Linked DNA regions of Mus musculus: all the other regions are linked to region 1. The links are chromatin loops, found by intact Hi-C in ENCODE. Cell type or tissue: left cerebral cortex. All regions are shown on one strand. Each heading gives the region's core, and the rest is flanking DNA. Links, peaks and the distances in the headings are about the cores only. Region 1 overlaps Cux1 (cut-like homeobox 1). Region 2 overlaps Cux1 (cut-like homeobox 1). Region 3 overlaps Cux1 (cut-like homeobox 1). Region 4 overlaps Cux1 (cut-like homeobox 1).

The links. A loop is a pair of places that touch in the nucleus more often than their neighbours do. Peaks named below come from ENCODE experiments on the same cell type or tissue, not always from the same donor. Only the 100,000 strongest peaks of a DNase experiment are listed, where the experiment ranks them.
Region 2: it touches region 1 in a loop (2.9-fold over the local background); 3 of 42 quality-filtered maps call a loop at or near these places.
Region 3: a loop joins it to region 1, with 2.5 times the contacts of the local background. A loop is called at or near these places in 2 of 42 quality-filtered maps.
Region 4: a loop joins it to region 1, with 5 times the contacts of the local background. A loop is called at or near these places in 2 of 42 quality-filtered maps.

What each region holds. Positions count from the first base shown.
Region 1 is chr5:136,360,098-136,365,151 of GRCm38, reverse strand. It overlaps Cux1 (cut-like homeobox 1), which reads left to right. Exons shown (of 23, transcript NM_001291234.1): 7 at 1,817-1,893. Among named protein-coding and RNA genes, the nearest start is that of Mir721, 13 kb to the left of the region's middle. In left cerebral cortex, for the core only: no CTCF peak of the experiment used is centred there; DNase peaks (open chromatin) are centred at 1,802, 2,144 and 2,447; H3K27ac peaks cover 1,841 bases.
Region 2 is chr5:136,465,407-136,470,460 of GRCm38, reverse strand. All of the region lies in intron 2 of Cux1 (cut-like homeobox 1), which reads left to right. Among named protein-coding and RNA genes, the nearest start is that of Gm16599, 75 kb to the right of the region's middle. In left cerebral cortex, for the core only: a CTCF peak has its summit at 2,674; a DNase peak (open chromatin) is centred at 2,681.
Region 3 is chr5:136,422,202-136,427,255 of GRCm38, reverse strand. The region is part of intron 2 of Cux1 (cut-like homeobox 1); the gene reads left to right. It overlaps Gm16599 (a long non-coding RNA gene), which reads right to left. Exons shown (of 3, transcript XR_868598.3): 3 at 1-5,054. Among named protein-coding and RNA genes, the nearest start is that of Gm16599, 32 kb to the right of the region's middle. In left cerebral cortex, for the core only: no CTCF peak of the experiment used is centred there; a DNase peak (open chromatin) is centred at 2,258; H3K27ac peaks cover 1,594 bases.
Region 4 is chr5:136,485,313-136,490,366 of GRCm38, reverse strand. It overlaps Cux1 (cut-like homeobox 1), which reads left to right. Exons shown (of 23, transcript NM_001291234.1): 2 at 4,516-4,626. Among named protein-coding and RNA genes, the nearest start is that of Cux1, 80 kb to the left of the region's middle. In left cerebral cortex, for the core only: no CTCF peak of the experiment used is centred there; a DNase peak (open chromatin) is centred at 2,536; H3K27ac peaks cover 951 bases.

The DNA of each region.
Region 1 (5,054 bases), core at 1,131-3,630:
CAGAGGCAGAAGGATCTACAGTTGGAAGCTAGCCTTGGCTACAGGGAACCCTTGTCTCAACCCTCCCCTCCACAAAAGGGAAGAAAAGAAATTATTTTGCATCATAGCATGTTATATTTAATTTATACATACTGTTACATGTTATGTTACTTTGCACTGTTAACATTACTGTATACATGTATGGTACATATTGCTTGATAGCACAATATTTGTCAGTCTGGTGTGTATTACATTATTTGCCTGCCTTGTGTGGCACATAGTAGGTCCCTGTGCCTTGTAGTCACTTAGGTCACTATGTGCATTGCAGAACAGTACAGAGGAGCGCTGAGAAGTGGAGAAAGTAAAAGGACTGTCTTTCTTTCCTCTCTTAAGTTTGGTTTTAAAAACCATGGGGAGCCACCTTTAATCCCAGCACTTGAGAAGCACAGGCACGTGAGTGAGTTAACATAGGGAGTTTCAGGACAGCAGGGCTATTTAAAGAGACTCTGTCTCAAAAACAAAACAAACAAAACAAAACAAACAAAAAAACTCTTGGGGACTAAAGAGGTGGCTCGGTTGGTAACATGTTTGCTATACAAGCTGGATTGCCCCTGTAAAAAAGAGCTACACATCTATAATTCCAGACCTGGGGCGTGGAAACAGGTGGATTAGTTGCTAAGACACTCTCCCGCGCCAATCTAGCCAAATCAGTGAGCTCAGGGTCCAGTGAGGGATGCTGTCTCAAAAAAATCAGGGAAGAGACAATTGAGGAACACATAGATAGATATTGGCCTCCAGTTTCTACTCCAGTGCACCTGTACCTCACGCACATGCGCACACAGACACCCACTGTAATACTACATCTAAAGTGGGGCTTTCTTAAAATTTGTTGTTCATTTTAATTATGCATATGAATGTGTTTGTGTGGGTATGCCACGTGTGCACAGGGGTACCTGTGGAGGCCAGCAGAGGGTTCTGAATACCTGGAGCTTTTTGCACCTGATGTAGGTACTAGAAAATGAACTCTGGTCCTCTGCAACAGCAAGCAGTGCTCTTGACCCCTGAGCCATCTCTCCAGCCCCAGCACACATCCCATTTTATAACAGACAGGCAGGAAAATATTAGCAAAGTTTTTCTATAGGTGACAGAAAGTTGGCTGTTATTATTTTTAAGCTGTCATTTTTCCCTTTTTGTACCCCCAGGTTTATTGGGTTGAGCATATGTTATATTCATATAATATAAAATGATGAACTTAATTTTAGATTCCTGTTTTTTCTGCAGACACAGAGGAAAGCATGTCATTTCTTGGCTGGGAACTACATTTAGAGACCATGGGGATAGTAAACTGCTTGCAGATATTCAGGTCCCCCCTCCCCCACCCACCGTAGTAGCATTTGCGTTCCACTTTAGAGGAAAGGACAGCTGTCACATCTGTTTAGGACATCCTTTATGCCAACAGATTCCTTTTCTGTGTCAGCAGAATGTAAATGTATCATTCTTCTCCCCAACCTCAGAAAACAATGAGCGTATGATGATGCTGGTTCATTTCTTTTTAATATCCACCATCTCGGAACAAGTCCCATACAGGAGGACCTTCCACACCAATTGCCACACATGTCAGACCCCAGGGGGTTCACATTCCACGTCGTTTAATCTGCATTCACAACATTGAGGTGCAGAGAGTCAAGCTGCACTGTAAGGCTGCCTCCAGCTGGGCCTTCCGGAGAACAGAAGCATGTTCATCAGTGGGGCTCGGGCACACAGCCTATCTCAGTAGTCAAAACATGATGACCAATTTGGATTCATTGTCTCCTTTTTTTTTTTTAATTCTTTCCAGAAAGCTGCAAGAGACACAGATGTCCACCACCTCAAAACTGGAGGAAGCTGAGCACAAACTCCAGACTCTGCAAACAGGTTTGATGTTCGCCACCCTATTTGAAGCCACATGGGAAGTGGGTGAACACGGGTGGTCTCGTGGCCAGCCCCTCTACTACCTGTTGCTACTAGGGATCCTGCAGTTAGGAGCCTTGAGCCCACACAATTGAAGCTTGTGTCCCAGGCTGCTCTACCTGGCTGCATTAGTCACTGCACTGATTGCTAAATGTAGATGTGGGTGGCTCTCCTGCCTTCTCCCTCCCTGCCCCAGCTATCCTTCCTGTTCTTTCCAACAAACACTTCTAAATCACCAACTGTCAAGAGCTAACAACTCATTTGGAACAATAATGGAGGTGGGGAGACTTAGTTCTACCCAAAATGAAGTTCAGAACGGCAGTAACAGAACCTTTAAATTCTAAAAGATACCAAAAAAGGTTATACCAAAGTTTGCCTTTCTTTTTTTGTTTCCTTTTCTGAAAAGGAAGCAGCACAGTATCTTTAAATGTGGGAAGAAAAAGGAGACGACATCATGATCCAACTTAGAACACAAATGTTAGAGGGACAAAAAATAGTCACAGGCAGTTTAACAGTCAAATGAGTAAATGTCCAAAACTGCAACCACCAAGCTATGTAGCTCAGCCATGAGGCGTCTGCCTAGAGTCCCCCAGGGAGGGGCTGGGGCGTGGCTCAGTGGGAGGGCACCTGCCTAGCATGGGCAAAACCTTTTATCCTGTCTTCACATTACATATTCATGTGTGTATACCCATATGTCTACACACTGCTCACTATATAAATATAGAACTTAAAAATTCCAGAAAATGAAGAAGCAGTCCAGTAGAAGAGTAAAGGAGGCTGGAGAGATGGCTCGGTGGTTAAGAGCACCGACTGCTCTTCCAGAGGTCCTGAGTTCAAATCCCAGCAACCACATGGTGGCTCCAACCACCCGTAATAAGATCTGAAGACAGCTACAGTATACTTACATATAATAAATAAATAAAATCTCTAAAAAAAAAAAAAAAAAAAAAAAGAATAAAGGAAGGAGCAGGCAGCTTGCAGACGCAATGTACGTCATATAGGGGAAGTGCTAATGGTTTTTAACAGTCAGACATTTGCAGATAAACTATCAGTAAAAGATGGTTTTGCCTATCACTGTCAGCTCTTTAAAAACAGGGCATGCCACTCATTGCTGAGAGTCTAGGAACATGATCACAGGCACTATGCACATGAATGGGAATGCCTCTCAAGGCTGGCTGGGTGGTGCGTAGGGACAGGCATGTTCAGTTCTTTATCCAGAAGCTTCCCTTCTGAGTATCTTAAAAGTGAGTTCCAGGACAGCCAGGGCTATACAGAGAAACCCTGTCTTGGAAAAAAAAGAAAAAGAAAAAAAGAAGAAAGAAAGAAAAAATTCCTATCATGACTTGGGGATGAATGGATAGATAAGATTTATTCTGAGAAATCTCATGAGACAGTTTTGCCATGGTGATGTGAACATGAGAATGCTGACAAGGACTGGGGCTGACCAGCCACTCAATGAGAAGTGATCTCACCTTGTTACCCAAGTGGCCAGGAACGCATCCTCCTGCTTCAGCCTTCTCAGTGCCGAGATGACAGACATGCACCACTCTGCCTGGCTCTTCAGTTCAGCCAGTAAATCAAGTTGACAGTCCATAGATGAGGGGTTTGCTCCTACCACAGAGCATACTATTTTAAAATAAACTTTTGGGTTTTTGGTGTGAGTGTGTGTGTGTGTACATGAGTACAGATGGCTGCAGAGGCATCCCTAACCCTAACCCTAACCCTAACCCTTTAGAGTGGAGTTATAGGCAGTTGTGAATGGCTCAGCACAAGTACTGGGAGCCAAACTTGGGTCCTCTGCAAGAGCTTAACCTCTGAACCATCTCTCCAGACCACAGTAAACTTTTTTCTAATGAGTGCAAGAATTTGTTTGTTTGTTTTGTTTTTCGAGACAGGGTTTCTATGTGTAGCCCTGGCTGTCCTGGAACTCACTCTGTAGACCAGGCTGGTCTCGAACTCAGAAATCCGCCTGCCTCTGCCTCCCAAGTGCTGGGATTAAAGGCATTCACCACCATGCCCAGCTTGAGTGCAAGAATTTTAAAATAATGACTGAAAGTGTTCTTGTAGCTGAGGAGGTCACTCAGTTCCACAGCATACACCTATAAGGGTCTGAAAGCAGCCTCCAGATCCCATGTGGAAAGCCATGCATGGTGGAGCATGTTTATCATCCCAGCCCGGTGAGATGGAGACAGGAGGCTCCCTGGAGCTCACCTGTCTGCCAGCCTGTCCCATTTGGTGAGTTCCTGGCTAATGGGAAACCCTGCTTCAACAAAAAACAAGGTGGTCAGCATCTGAAGAACACACTCAAGTTTGTCTTTTGGATTCTGCACACACAGATGCGAGCATATCTGCACACAACCTTTTGAAGTACTATGTAGAAATGCATAAACTAGTAGCAGAGTTATTTATAGCTGTGGTCAATTACCATAGGCTTGCAAGTCATAAGGCAGCCATATTGCCCCCAGGGAGTAGGAATTTTTCAGCTCCATTGTAATCATATGAGCCCTCCCCCATACACTTGGTCTGTGATTAATGGAGACATGAAGTATGCAACTGTATCTGCAATTGTATATAGAAATGGCTTTTGATGGTAAAAGACATTTAAAAGCTGGAAGTCTATGCAGCAAACCATGGACAGTCATTCTCTGGAGAAGGAGGCACTTCAGAGAGATGAGGCAGAGACTAAGGGACATTTTCTTCTCCATTCTTTGTGTGTTTCCCATCTTTGTGGACTTTTCTCCTTTTACTTTGAGCAATTGCTATCCTGATTGGGTCTGATAGCACACACCTGTAATCCTATTCCGGGGAATTGTACCCAGGGAGATCAAGAATTCACGCCAGCTTGAGGTACACGAAACCCCATCTTTGAAAAAGCAACCTAAAGAGATGGGGATATAGCTCAATCAGAAGAGCACTTATCCAACACTCAAAACCCCCTGGATCTGAGCCCTAGCATCTCACAAAGCAGGTGTTGGGGGTTGGCACACACCTGTAATCTGAGCACTGAGAGGTAGAGGCAGACAGGTCCGAAGTTCAGTGTCATCTTTGGCTATCTAATGAGTTCAAGGCTAGCCTGGGGTACATAGACCCTGTCTTTAAAAAACAAAAAACAAGATTGGTGTCTT
Region 2 (5,054 bases), core at 1,352-3,851, 110 kb before region 1:
TTTAAAAATAGCTTATTTGATTTTTTTTCTTTGTGGATTGTTTTAGCCTGTTTTGCAATTCTGGGGGTTGCATTAAAACCTTGAATGTGCTAACTTTCTATTTTTTTTTTTTAGTATACGGGGTCTTAGCATGTAGCTCAGACTGGCCTTACCCTTGCTCTGTAGCCCAGTCTATCCTTACACTCTTGATCTTCCTGCCACTCTAATGCCAGAATTACACTTCATTGAATTTCTGTGTGTGTGTACATGTATACACATGAATGTATACGTGTCTGAACATTCATGTTCAAGTAGAGTTTAGATGAAAACCTCCAGTGTTAGATGGGGTTTTTGTTATTTAGCCCTGCATACAACAGACTGGGTCCAGCATTCCTGGAGTTTCTCCTTGTCTTGCTGTAGGGATGCTAGGATTACAGATGTGTGCTGCCACACCCTGCTCTGTGCTCAGATCCTCATGCTTTCATGTCACTCTCTGTACCCACTAAACTCTTTCCCTGCCCAGTTTTGGTTTTCTGAGACAAGGTCTTCCATGTAGCTTTGGACTTGCTATGTTCCTGCCTCAGCTTCCTGGTGCTGATTTTCTCCTTATAGTACTTGGTTTTCCTTGTTATTTGATCAACAGAGGTGTTTATTCTGGCTGCAATGCCTGAGAAACATTCATTTGTATTCAAAATGTGTCTTTTTTAGAAGTTTCAGGGGGTGATATTTATGATTTATTCACTGGCAAGATACAGGGCTTCTCAAGTTTGTTTCAGCTCTGTGCCACTTCTGCCCAGGACCTGAAGCAGCACTGTGTCTGTTGCTGTGGATGGCAGACACATTTATGGCCCTGTGTGATGTTTTCTTCCAACTGCTAATGCACTGTCTGCTCATTTCCCCATCATTCCCTGTCCCCGGGCCACTGGTTCCCTGTTGTAGAGACTCTCTAGCCATGTCTCTGAAAGAGCTTCCAGCAGGGGAAAGTGCTGTGCCAGAGGCTGGAGAAGGGAAGCAGAGGTGTTTATTGACCCAGAGACTCCTTCCAGCTTTCCCTACTAGTTCTTTTCCAAAGCAAACTGGTGGTTTTCTTCAAGTCAGCTATGGCCAAAATATAGCAGGATCTGCTGTGTGTTCTTTACAAGGAGAGGAGCAAGCATGCCACATGGCTCTGGGGGAAGGAAGAAGCTGGTGTGTGAGGGGACAGGCTAGCAAGGACAGTGGTGAGGACATCTAAGTGACAGTGAAGGACAAGCTAGACTTGAGATGAAGGCAGCTCTGCATCCTCTAGTCAGTATCCTGGCTGGCTGTTGCTGCTACCCACAGGGCAGTGGGCAGGGTGGTCTGTTGTGTTAGTGATGAGCCATAGGGGCTGGGGAATATAGCTTAATGATACAGCATTTGCCTAGAATTTGGCAGTGAGGGGGCGAGGGCTTGGTTCAGCAGTAGAGCACTTTGTGAAGTTCTACTGTGTAAGCAAGGCTATACTGGAACTTACTATCGTCCTGCCTCAGCTTCCTGAGTGCTTCTGTTATAGGCCTGTGTGTGTGTGTGTGTGTGTGTGTGTATGCCCAGCCATGGGGAGTGACATTTTACATTTAAAAACATGTGTTTAGGGATATTTGGAGGGGGGGCACACATGTGTTGTAGCTCAGGTTTGGGGGTCAGGGTATTAGTTTTTAGAGCCAGTGCAGGCCTTCTACCATGTAGATTCTGAGTATCAAACTTAGGTCTTCAAGGGATGGTGGCAACTGCCGGTACCCACTGAGCCATGTTGCTTGCCAGGGAGTGATGAGTCAAATTGTGCTTATCTCAGAATCCCCAACCTGCATCTACCGTACCCCAGCAGGATTAAAGCTATATGTCCTCACCCCTGCTTAGTGACCTGATAGACTAGTGGTGGGCCTGGCCTCTCTGGTTACCTGGCTCAAGTATACTCACTTTTGAGTGTGAACTGTTTTCATGAAGGTTGAGAGTTTCCTGAGGGGAAAACTGGCTTGTTTCTCTTCTTGTGCAATGAGGAGAAAGAAAATGGTTTGCCAATGATTGTCCAGAGAAATGTACCCAGAGACAGGCTCCCCGCTCCTGTGGGGACATGGCAGAAGAGGACCACAGCTGCTGTGAGACCAGGCCCTCTGCTTGCTGTGTCCTTGGGCTTTTAGATCTCCTCTTGTATTTACTTATGTCCTGACTGAATTCCTCTACTCACCCAGGCACCTGTGTGTGTTTTCTCTTGAGCTTCTGAGCTCTAGGAAGGTTGGGACACCTCAGATCCTCCCAAGTCCGTGATTCAGCACATTAATGCTCCACGAGCACTTGTGCTTGCTGCGTGCCATTAACCTTATATTTCTGGATTGATCCACCTCCTCCCTGGTCAAGAGTGCTCTTGAATAGATAAAGCTGTCATAGCTGTCTTAGTATGAATAAGATACTTGTCCTGTTCTTCAAGAGCAGACTTGTATTCAGAATGGGATAATTCTTGCTCAGAGCCACACAGCCATTCAGTCGTGTTAGTGAGCCAGGACTCATGTGGAAGAGTCCAGTATCTCCGTGGTCAACAACTCCCCCTGTTTGTTTTCACACTGCAGATTTGAAAAGTCAGAAGGGAAAGGGCAGTGTGCCGGGCTTCCTAGAGGCAGGTGGCTCTTTTAAAGCTGGGTCTTGTTATTGCCAGCTTGACCTCGTTTCCATGGAAGCAGCCAGCAGGGGCAGCTTGTTCCTATCAGCCTGGGGCCCAGTGGAGCCTCAGCCCCTGACAGGCTCTAGGACTGGCCCTCTCTCTGGCTCATGAGAGGGAGATCCAAATGGCCATGGAGCCTCTCTCCTCCCACTCCTATTGTAGAGGTTTATACCTGAAGGAAGAACTAGGGACTATGTAGTGCCATGCTTTGCCCCAGACTTGTGTGGGTTGGGCTTCCTTTCTCTTTCTGCCCTGGGACACCTCCTGTGTGGGCCGTGCTCAGAGGTGTGTGGGTTCTCTGGAGAGTAGAGGGCTTTTCTTACAGTCTCAGTCTCGTCTTTGTCTCTCTGTCTATCTGTCTGTTTCTCTCTCTCTCTTTCTGTTTGGATTTGTCTTATATATGTGTTTCTATACAGTGCGTTGGAGGTTGCCGACAGGTGGTTTTTCTTTGTCTCTCTGTCTATCTGTCTGTTTCTCTCTCTCTCTTTCTGTTTGGATTTGTCTTATATATGTGTTTCTATACAGTGCGTTGGAGGTTGCCGACAGGTGGTTTTTCTTTGTCTCTCTGTCTATCTGTCTGTTTCTCTCTCTCTCTTTCTGTTTGGATTTGTCTTATATATGTGTTTCTATACAGTGCGTTGGAGGTTGCCGACAGGTGGTTTTTGGAACAAGGTTTCCCACTTCACCTGGAGCTCCCTGTCTCAGCTAGCCAGCCCACCAAGCCCAGGGGCCTGCCTGTCTCTGTCGGGGTGACCACCACAGCTAGGTTTGTATGTGGGTGCTGAGTATCAAACTGAAGTTTTAGCAGGATCTTTACCTACTAAGGCTCCATCCCTGCCCCACCCCTACCCCCCAGATACAGTCTTTAGAAAATTTTGCATTGTTATTTATTTTATTTTTTTAAAAACATTTTTTACATTCATTTAGTGTGTGTGTGTGTGTGTGTGTGAGTGTCTCTGTGTGTGTCTGTGTGTGTAGTGTGTGTGTGTCTGTGTCTGTGTGTGTGTGTGTATGTAGGTGCATGCTCACTGCAGTGCCCTTGTGGATGTCAGATAACAACTTGGGGCAAGCTGGTTCTTTCCTTCTCCTGTGTTCCCATGTGAGTCCTGAGGACCAACCCAGATTGTCAGACTTGATGGCAAGCCCCTTTATAGGTTGAGCCGGCTTGCTAGCCCAAATTCTATACTTTAATTTACCCCTTTGAAGTTTGTGAGTGTATCTATGGGTTCTGAGGAGTATTTGCATGGTTAAGTTCCAGAAGTGCCTGTAAACCTTAAAAGAGCAGAGAGCACTAGGAACGGCTTGTTAAACTACAGACAAGGGAAAGGGTTCTGTCCTGCACCCACCCCCACCTCCAACGCACATACTGTTTTACTGAAAATTATCAAACATGCCAGTACATTGTCTCCTGGGTCTGTTTTTGCATTCGTTAAGGTAGAAACATCCACAACTTCTGTTCCAGTAGGTGGAGAAAGACTTAAATCCTAGAAGCACTGCTCATCTACCTTTTTAGGGTATTACAGGTTTAGCTTGAGGGCTGGAAGATGTCCAGAAAAGTATGACTCAGGGAGAAAAAGACTACTCCCAAAGCACGCAGGGTGGAGTGTCAGGGCCAGCACAGTAACATTCCCAGTGGGGAGACCGGCTGTCTGCAGAGCGGAGACACTAGGGCATAGATTTGCTTTCACAGAACAAGTGAAACGGAACAAAAGGGTTTTTTTTTTTTTTTTTTTTCTTTGACTTCTCATTCTCAGAGGCCCAGTTTCTGCAGGTGTGTGTTTTGCTGACACCTCGTCCTCCGTGTTATTTCAGACGAAGTTCACTTCAACAGTATCTCCACCCCACTCCCACCCCAACTAACTGGCTGCAGAAAGGAGACATTCTGTCGCCCCTGTCCCCTGCCAGCCTACTGACGTTAGGCAGAAAGTAAGCAGTACGTCTCCCTCCAGTGCACTTGTTTGAGGGTTTCCCCTCCTTGTTTTCCTTTCTTCTTGGCCAGCCAAAGCCTCTTGTAGAATGGAGCCATCATGGGACAGTACTACCTTCTCCTCAAGTCAAAAGCAGCTGATGTTCTGCCCACCACTGCTCCCAGTTGCATCCTCTCTTCCATTCTCTCGTTCCCGGCATAGAGGAAGCAGCTCAGCAAGAGCACAGCCTTGCTTTACTGGCTGCTGGTAGATCACTTTAGCTTTTCCATTCCTCATTCAGCTCAGCTGGGAGTCTGTTCCTCCCACAACTGGCCACGATGACTAATGAGGCCACATCCGTGGTCAGTGCGGCATCATATTCTGCATGGAGGTGCCTGATGGAGGCACTCTCCTCCTTATCTTGATAAGGCTCACACCAAGGAAAGAAGGTGAGCTATTCATGTCCAGCTAAGCCAGCAGTAGTTGTTTCT
Region 3 (5,054 bases), core at 872-3,371, 62 kb before region 1:
TAGGGTGGCCTGGCCTCAGTGCTAGGGCTCTCTGTCCTGTAAAGCAGTTGTTTCGGGTGATAAATGACTATGCTAGATGCTTTGGAATTCCAAAAGGAAATTCTTCTGCCTGGGTGAGAAGGTGGCTTCATGCAAATGGTCACTTGACAGCCCAGGCTTTTGTACCCACCTTTCATGGGCTCCTGCAGCTGTCTTGCTGTGCAGTCAGTTTGATGTGCATGTTTGTCCTCCCTGCAGAACTTCACCTTCAAGAGGCCAGGGCCATCCAGGTGTGATACCACTCCTGGAATCCCAGCACTCAGAGGCTATAGGAGGAGGATTGTACATTTGATGCCAGCCTGCGTATATAACAAGACCCTGTTTCAGAAAGAAAGGGAGGGGGGGAGTTATATAACTTCTTGGCTGTATGCATACAAAGCACACAATAGATACTCGTGAGTACATTCCTGATAGTCACTGCAGGCTGACTCAAAGCAGCAAGACTCACCTGCTCCATAGTGTTTCCCTGCTTGTTAGCCACTTGCACTGAAATGTTAGTGAAACTTGAGACCCACAATTCTTGCTCTAGTTGTGTCATTGGATAATGACATGCTTGTAATCCTAGCACAGAGGAGGAAGAGGAGGAAGGGGAGGAGGAGGAAGAGTTGGAAACAGAGGTAGATTGCTGTGGCTCACTGGCCAACCAACACAGCTCAATCTAAAAGCTCCAGGCCAGTAAGACCCTGTCTCAAAAAAACCTTATAGACATCACCTTGTGGAGCTGGCTTCCAAGAAGGCAGGAAAGCTACTTGGAATCAGGGTATCCCAACCTAGCCTGAGCTCACAGATAGATAAAGCTACTTGGAATCAGGGTATCCCAACCTAACCTGAGCTCACAGATAGATAAAGCTACTTGGAATCAGGGTATCCCAACCTAGCCTGAGCTCACAGATAGATAAAAGGAGCTTTTACACTGGAGTCAGAGCCTGTATTCTCCCTGGATAGGTAGACTTCTGGTGGCAGCCTGGCACTTCAATATAGAATGAGTGTGGATCTCACTGGTGTGTGTGACCAGGGCCCTGAGGCTGCAAGGGCACCAAGGTGATGCTTTCATGAAGGTTGACTTGTAGCCCTTCTTTAGGAGTAAGTGTAAGATTCAGCATGCCTATTTCTTGAAATACTTTTTGAGTTTCAGTTTCCATGTGATACAAGATGTCGAACATTCTAGGTTTCCCACAAAATATAGCTTACTCCCCCCCCCCCCCCAAACCCCTCTTCATCCATATCTGGATGTGGTTGGGATGCTTTTTCCACAGTAGAATGCAGATTGGAGTGTGGTTTTCCATGGGCTCATTTTCAGCATGAGTTTGACATCTTCCTCCACCATGCACATGGGCTTAGTGAAGTGCAACTGGCCTAACAGAGGTGCCCCCGACCTGTTGATGAGACTGGGTTACGAGGGACTGAGCAGAATGCCCAGGTCGCATCTTTGGCAGTTCAGCAGATTCCTGCCCTGCCACCCCACATGCTATATGTCTTAGACACTGCAGCATTTATGAGAACAGAGCGTAGATGTTGGTGATAAACCAGCTCATAAATGACCACGAGTAAATTTTTATTCCAGAAGCATTTTGATCTCACACAGACCTATTCATGTGCCAGGTCTCCTATGATGTTCACAGCAGCCTCTCATTCACCGTTGTTTCTGGGAAGTCTTGGGGGGTTGGGTCTCACTGAGGTTGAGAGTTAGGCTGGCTGGATTTACACAAGAAGATTATGGTGGGTGTTGGACATTCACAGGACATATGCGCATCTGGATCCCAAAGCTTGGCTAATTCCATGGCTAAGTTAAATCCTTCTCACAAGTTTACCTTGTGGGAGAAAGTGGGACAAGCAAAAACAGAAATGGACAAGGGGGTAGTCCAGAGGTCCACAACTTCTGTGTGTGGTTGGATTGAAACATTCCCCCTATCCCACAGACACTCTACTGCTGAGCTGCTACTCACTGGGGAGTCTGGGCAAGTGCTCAAAGCTATGCCATCTTCTTCAGTCTTATTATATATTTTTTTTCTTTTTTTGAAGACAGGGTCTCATCAAGCTGCCCAGGCTGGCCTTGAACTTCTGCTCTTTCTGTCTTAGCCTCCCAAGCAGCTGGCACGACAGGCCCACTACCACCAAGCTTGACCACAAACTTTCTCTTGAAAGGGTATGGCATTAAATATTTTAGACCTGGCTGGGTAAAAGGCAAAATCAGGATATTATGTAGGCACTTACATAACCATTTTAAATGTAACCATTTAAAAGTGTAAAAACCATTCTTAGCTCATGGACCATAAAAATACCAGAAGCCAGCTGGGTTTAGCTGGCTCAACGGAGCTTACCGACCCAGGGTGGACCATCTCCTGTTAGTTACGAGTACAGTTCTGCAGATCTGCTCACCCTGCCCCAAATCTTTTCCTCTCCTGCTTCGAGGGGTTTCTGAGCAGAAGCCTTGTGAGTTCGTGAACTTATAGCCTGTCACAGCGCATTTGTGTTCACCTTTGTCTCACAATCGCCCTCTGATCCTCTCAGAACCACTGTTGTTCTGACTTCCAAGTATGGCTTCATTGTGTGTGTGTGTGTGTGTGTGTGTGTGTGTGTGATGCGATGCATGCAGGTAGTTGTGCACATGTATATGAATATGTAGGGGTCAGAGGTCAATCTTAGGTGCCACTTCTTCCCATCATTCGTTTAAGACATAGTTCCTCGTTGGCCTGGTAGTTTCAGATTAGCTGTCCACAAAACTTGTTTTTTTCTTATGAGTTCTGGGGATTGAATTCAGGTTCTCACTCTTGTGAGGCAAGCACTTTACTCTCTCTGCCCCACCAGGCCTCTTCTTTAACCCCAAGTGCTACACAGCGTCTTTCCCCTCCAGGCAGTCTTTCCTGCTTCTTCACATCAGGGCTACCTGGTGGAGAGCTTTGCCTACCAGCTAGTGATTCTTCATGTGTATGACTCTACAAACTAACTTGTCTGAGCCTGAAGAGGTAGCCCTGTGGGTAAGCGTGCTTACTGTGCAAGCATGAGGCTTGAGTTTGACTTCTAGCACCCACTTTTTTAAAAAGTGTGCAGAGGGCAGCTTGCAGGATCAGCTGTCTCTTTCTGACACATGAGGTTCAGGGATTGCGCTCAGGAGGTTAGACTTAGCAGCAAGCCCTTTTATCCACTGAGCCAGCTCACTGCTCTGCCCCTCTTTTAGTGACAGGGTCTCACATATTCCAAGTGAGCCTCAAAGTCATTGTGTAACTCAGATAATCTTGGACTTCTGATCTTTCCACCTCTCCTCCTGCTTGCTGAGGCTGCAGGTGTGTCCCACTCTGCCCAGTTTATGCAGCACTGAGGATGATGTTGAGGGCAAACACTCCACTGACTGACCTACTCCTCCAGCTCCTGAATGTGCCCTTTCTGGCCACAGGCTAGCATGTCCCTTCATCCCCTGGAAATTTCTGTCTGGAAAAGTGTCATGACTGGAAACTGGGATGGAACCCATCGAGCTGGGGCTGGGCCACAGCAAAGAAAGAGTGACTGGAGTCTCAGGGGAGGGTACTGGTGATGCTCCTTCCACTCCTTCTTTGAGGGTGAGCTCATCTTGTTTTGATCTGGGGTTTCTTTTATGTAGCCCAAGGTGGCCAGAAACTGGTTAAGTCCAAAGATGACCCTGACCTTGTATCCCTCCTTCCACCGCTGGAGTGTTGGGATTACAGTCCTGTAAGCCAACATCCTGGTTTATGCAGTTCTGGAGATGAAACCTAGAGCCTCCTGCATACTAGGCAAGTACTCTACCAACTGAGCTATAATCCACCACAATGTGCCTAGTCTTGGGAGTCTCATGTATGCATCTTAGCTGCTCTGATGACAAGATGGAAATGCGTGTCATAACCAGATGACTCTGTCTTTCAGCACTGTAGCTCTCACTGCCTTCAAACTTATCCTCCTGCCTCAGCCTACTGAGTGCTGGGATGATAGGTATGCAGCACCATGCAAACCAAGCCTTAGTTCATTTTTACTTGCGTCTCAGAGAGCCCTAGGTGGACTTAGATAGCTGCACCTCAGAGTAAATGTCTAGATACCCAGGGCGTGGACTTCTGTATCATGGCTGTTTATAGCTGCCTTTTGTAGTTTTTTTTATCTTTTAAAGGTTGTATCTAAGAATTTTCTATTTTCTATATGGGAGAAGCCTTCTATGGTTGAACTTCCAAGAGGCACATTGGGGTCATGAAGAGTCAGCTGCTAGTCACCCCAAGTGTGGGTGGTGTCTGTTCTCCCATCTGCTGGAAAGTGGAGACAGACCTGGAGGTATATATTTCTTTGCTTGTCTGTAAGTTTGACTCCATAGAAATTGATTGAATACATGAATGGAACATTTTTCTTAGCTAATAATTTTTGTCTGGGTTGGTTGATTCGTTTGGGAGGGAGTGTTTTGTTATTTAAATTGTTTTTTTTTTTGCTCAGACAAGGTCTCCAGTACCCTAGGCTGGCTTCCTTTGAACTGTTGAATTCTTAGTCCTCCAGCTTCTACCTCCTCAGTGCTGGGATTCTAGGAGTTCACGGCATGTTAGGTTTATGTACTGCTACGAAGTGAACACAGGGCATCATCATGCTAGGGAAGCACTCTGTCAGCTTAGCCCTTTCCCAGATAATTCTGCCAGCTTGTCAGAACTTTACAATATTTTCATCACTTACAGGGACTATGTCAAAATCAATTCCAACCTACCACAATTTTTTCAGACCATTCCCGAGTATGTAGTACAAAATGCAGGGGTGGGGGTGGGGGAAGCACTACTCAGGTGAAATTGTTTTGGAATCCTTATTGTCCTGTGCAGTTCTCTTTTGATGTTGTTGGAATGTAAAGTTAGCCTGTACTTTGACCTTATTCAAATACTTAGCCATGCAAACATTTTGTAGTCCAGGGTGATGGTTTTAGGTCCTGTGGCTGATTGGGTGTATAGTCTTTTTGCCAGAGTTGTAGATGGAGAAATTCTCAAGAGAGATGATAGGTATGGAGTTGCTAAAACTCCATTCAACAATGGCTGGAG
Region 4 (5,054 bases), core at 1,398-3,897, 120 kb before region 1:
AGCAGATATTCTATAGTTAAGCCACACCCCAGCCCCTCACTGGGGGATTCTAGGCAGGAGCTCTACCACTGAGCCACACCTCTAGCCTCTTACTGGAGGATTATAGGCAAGTGTTCTAATGATAGACCACACCCCCAGAGATGAGTTTTGCTATGTTGCTGAAGCTGGCTTTGAGCTCCTGAACTGAAATGATCCTCTTCCCTCAACCTGCCAACTAGCTGGAACTAAAGGCCTGTGATATTGAACCTGGACGGAAGGACTTTAAAAATTAATACCTTCCCATTTTTCCAAGAAACAGCCAGAGTACACACCTCAGAGTAAGTTCCTTCTTCACTGGCTCTTACAACTGAGCAAACCCAGTTCAGGTTTCTTCTGTTTCCTTCTGGAGGCCATTAGAGTCTGGCCAGCATGTGGGGAGCGTACGAGGTGTAAGTCCCGTGGGATGATTTGCTGATTTTGACTAGGTATATCTTGATGACTGTCCCATGTCCTACATATTATTTTTGGTTCCATGTAAAAATCATTTTTTCCCCCTGTTTTTAACAATCACCACAGAATCATCCATCGGTGCCTATGCCAAATAGTGCTGTTCACAGGCAGTATGTTAGTTCCAGCTTTCCCCCTTTTTGCATCTTAATGCCTTTCAGATGTGGGACTCTCTGTGCTCCTGTTTCCATGTGACCTGTGACTCATGGGCTGATGATTCTGTATTTTGGTCCCTCATCTCCCCTTCCTCTCAACACATTAGATTCTCTTATTAGTACGTCATTGTCGACACTTTGAGAATAGACAGGCTCAGTAGATAATAAAACAGTATTGGCCTTGAGTTTTATAGCTGTCTACTCCCTCCGACTTGTTTCTGGAGCTCGAGAATGCAGGTCTTATTCTCCTTCTAAAAGGTCTGGTGGGGGCTGGGGAGATGGTCCAGTCAGGCAAGCATCTGATGCTAAACTAAGTATGAGGACTTGAATTTGGAGCTTCAGCACCCATATTAAAAGCTGGTATGTCAGTGCAGGTCGGCGATCCCAGCTCTGGGGGAGTGGGCCCCAGTGGATAGAGTCCTGGAGCTCATTATCTACCCAGTCTCACTGAATCTATGAACTTCAGGTGCGGTGAGGGATCCTGTCTCAAAGTGAGGGAGAGTGACTGAGAAAAATTCCTGCCATCAATCTCTGGCCTCCATATGTGAATGAACACACACACACACACACACACACACACACACGATTTGGAGGTGGTTTAAATTTTGGGGGGAGTAATTTAGCCTAAGTCTTTGAGCCTTCCAAATGTGACCAGCCCTATCTGGAGCAGTGGAAGCTCCACACATTGGCGGAAGGCTCAGTCTACTCACTGTGTCAATCTGTTTCCGTGGTGGCAGGAGGCAGCACAGTATTAAATTTGGAGACCCCTGTTGGCTCCTCGAGTTGGTTCACATATGTCTGCAAGGTTGGGTAAAGGAGTGAGGTGGAACCCCATAGAGTCTCTGACTGCCAGCAGCAAGTGGCCCCAGGTGTACTGGCTTTGCAATGTAGGTTCCTAGTCACCAGGCCACCTGTTCAACTCAAGCTGTCTGACCTATCAGTCTGCAGAGAGACCTCAGAATCAAAGGACAAATAGCTGGGCTTAGGAAACAGGGTCTGACCTATGTCTTTTAGAGTGGGTGTGGGTGTGGGTGTACATATGTGCCTCACCCTCACTCTACTTCCTTTCCCTGTACATGTCTGGATGCCAGAAGACAGCCTCTGCTGTTTCTCCTCAGGTGCCATCCATCTTGTTCCTTTTGGGGACAGTTTCTCATAACAGTGGGAGTTGTTTTGTACCTGGATGGCCAGTAAGTTCCAGGAACCCTCTATTTCCTTTCTAACGGCAGCCTTACACATAGCTTTGTATGTGGATGTTGAAATCTAAACTCAGGTCTTGGTGCTCACAAGTCAGCTGTGTTACTCACTGACTCTTTCTGACCTGATTGATTTATTTACTTACTTTTGGTGCCAGGCTGGTCTCAAACTTGATGTGAAGCAGAAATTGGCCTTGAACTTCTGATCTTCCTGCTTCCACCTCTGAGTGTTGGGATTACAGGAACACACCACCATGCCCATCAGCCCTGTGCTCTTACTTTATCCTCTAAATGTACTCACTCACTGAGAAGGCTAGAACCCCTCAAGTTCCCACATTGAACACCCCACTCAGTTAAAGAAGCCAGGATATGCTACTTGTGCTATAGCTGGAAACCCAGACTTCTTCATGGCAAGCAGCAGGATCCCTATTGAAACAGCAGCCAGCACTGGTTTTCTGTTTCTCCAAGTTGTGTGTGTGTGTGTATGTGTGTATGTATGCGCCTGTGCCTGGAAGGAAATATCAACTTCTCCCGTTCCTGTCATATTTCAATATTGGCTTTTTTCCGCCCTTCTCCAAGTCTCCCGTTATAACTTCTTCTGCTGCTTAAATATAGCCATCTAAGTCCTCCTTCTTGCCAGATTGTTTATATTTTTGCAAGCCTTCTGCGTTATCTGCGACTGCTTGCTTGCCTCTCTCTCCATCCCACTTCCCCACGTTGGTGGCGGTTGCTCTTTTTCCCCTGCCTCCTCTTCTCTGGGATGACTTTCAAATGTGGTCTATCAAAACGCCCAGTGTTTCCCTCTTTTCTGCAGTCGCTTTGACATCTGTTCTTGAATGCTAGCCCACAGTATTGCTTTGGATTTGCTCACCCAGGATTTGTTTGAATGCCAGAAATACTAAAGGAAGAGTGTGGCATGAGGCCTCTCCCCACCTCACAGTTCCCCTCTCCACATTTAAACTGTCTTTAGATTTCTGAGTTGACAGCATGCTGGTTGGTTGTTCCAGCTCTCTGTCATCTTGTCTGGCCACGAGCCACACCATCATGGTACCAGGAAAGCATCACCCAAGATGGCTTTCTGGCCCACTGGGTTGTTTCCACAAAAAAGGAAGCAGGAGGCAGGGGATGTTGTTCAGTTTGTAGAGCACCTAGTATGCAGGGACCCTTGGCATTTCTAGAGTGATGATACATGCCTGTGCCTCCAGCTCTAAAGAAGAGGAGGCAGGGGGACCTTCCCCTTACTTCACATCCTTCTGGGAAGTTCTATAAGGCAGGTTGGCTTTCACTTCCCACCCCAGTCTCGCTCAGGTGGTAGCAGGGAATATCTTCTGAGTGACGAACACCCTATTCTGCCCACCATTTCCTTTCCATGTGCCCTTCCATGCTGTTATGTGAGCGCCTCCAGCTCTGAGGACATGCATTACACATCTCCTTTTAAGACTCTGGGGATTAGGGATATGGCTCGGTTGCTAGAGTGCTTACAGAGTAAGCATGAAGTCCTGGGTTCTATCCCTAGAACTGTTTAATGCATGCCTATAATCCTAACAACTGGGAAGAAGGCAGAGACAGTAAGATTAGGAATTCAAGGTCATTTTTTCCAGCTTTATAATGAATCTAAGGCCAGTCTGGGGTACATGAGACCCTGTCTCTGGGGGATTGGGGGAGAATCATGTATGACAATCGGAGGTAGGTAGACTCTGGTGGCCTTCTTGGCCTTCTAGTTCTCTCAGAAACATAAGATGATGGGATCTGCTGTGGATGGAGGAGTCGCTTATAACAGTCACTAATGCCACACAGAATATTCTGCTCCGTATGTTCAGTAACTGAATTTACTTGACTTAGCATATGAGACAGCAGGCCATTCGGTGGTTAGCCACATGGCCTGTGTACCTGCTGTGAGCCTGGAGCTCCATCCTGGGCCCATCTGCTGTAGGCTGCTCAGGGCAGCTCCTCATGGCAGATTCTCCCAGAGTCTTCAGGGCTGGGGCACAGGTTCTCTGACACTGTGCCATTCAGAACAGAGCCCTCAGACCTGGCCAGTCTTCTGGGAACCCACCCTGGGGGTTCTCAGACTCCAGGGCATGTGGGATGTTTGGTGAACCTTGCCTATGAAAAGCTTACAGGATAACAGAAATAATTATTCTTGGGATTTGCTTTTTAAAGATCCCTCTTGCAAAAAAATAACTTAATGGTTGCAATTGGGATGCCTGGCCTACAGTAAGTTTTCAAGAAATATTTGTTGAGTGGAAGCAAAGCAGCCATTGTTATCTCCAGTCTCAGGTTCCTACTATAGACTTGTAGAGTCCTACTGGGGGACATACCACGTTAGACAGGTGGATCAGAACTCAGGAGAATGGCCTAAAGAGATGTGGGGGGAATTGACCCAACTGTGGTTTAGTAGGGAGACTGTTTCTATGTGTGTTGGCATAGGGAGGAATCCTTTGTGCAATGCCAAAGGGCACCGTATAGCATGCTGAGCAAGTTTGGTTTTCTCCATTTAGTCTCTATGGGACTGGTGTTGGGTAGATGTATTATACTTATTATGATCCTTAACACTGTCCTTGAGAGATTTGATTCCCAGGGGCTCTCCTCTTTATTCAAGCCCACTGTACACATGATCCCTCCTGATGGAAACTGCACATTATAATCTTGCTTTTCCTTTCTGGATCTCCCTACAGAGAGAACTTGATGCCACCGCAACAGTATTGGCAAACAGGCAAGATGAGAGCGAACAGTCCAGAAAGCGGCTCATTGAGCAGAGCCGAGAATTCAAGAAGAACACTCCAGAGGTGAGCTGGGACTGTGTCACAGTCTTCAGAAGGGGTCTTATGACCCCTGGGAAAATGTAGAACATTTACTGAGACATTTCCTAATTCCCCAGAAAAATTGCATGGTGAGATGCCCGTTTCTTTGTTTGGATGCCTCCAACTGCACCCTGGCAGAGTCTGTGCCTCATCCAAGCCATGTGCTGTGACAGCGGACAAGTTGTTAGAATCAGTAAGACTTGTGTTGATACCAAGTACAGACATTGCATAGGCTGGGCACGAGCAGTGTCAGGCTCGTGCTCTGTTCTAGCCTCTGATATATCAGGGTGGTGTTGACTGAAGTCCTATGGGGCCACTGGGGGCCAGTGGGCTTCATGCCAGACTGGCTTCCATGATGTTAGGCGGTAGTGTGTTCAAAAGATGCATTGCATTAATATTTCTGGTAAAACCTT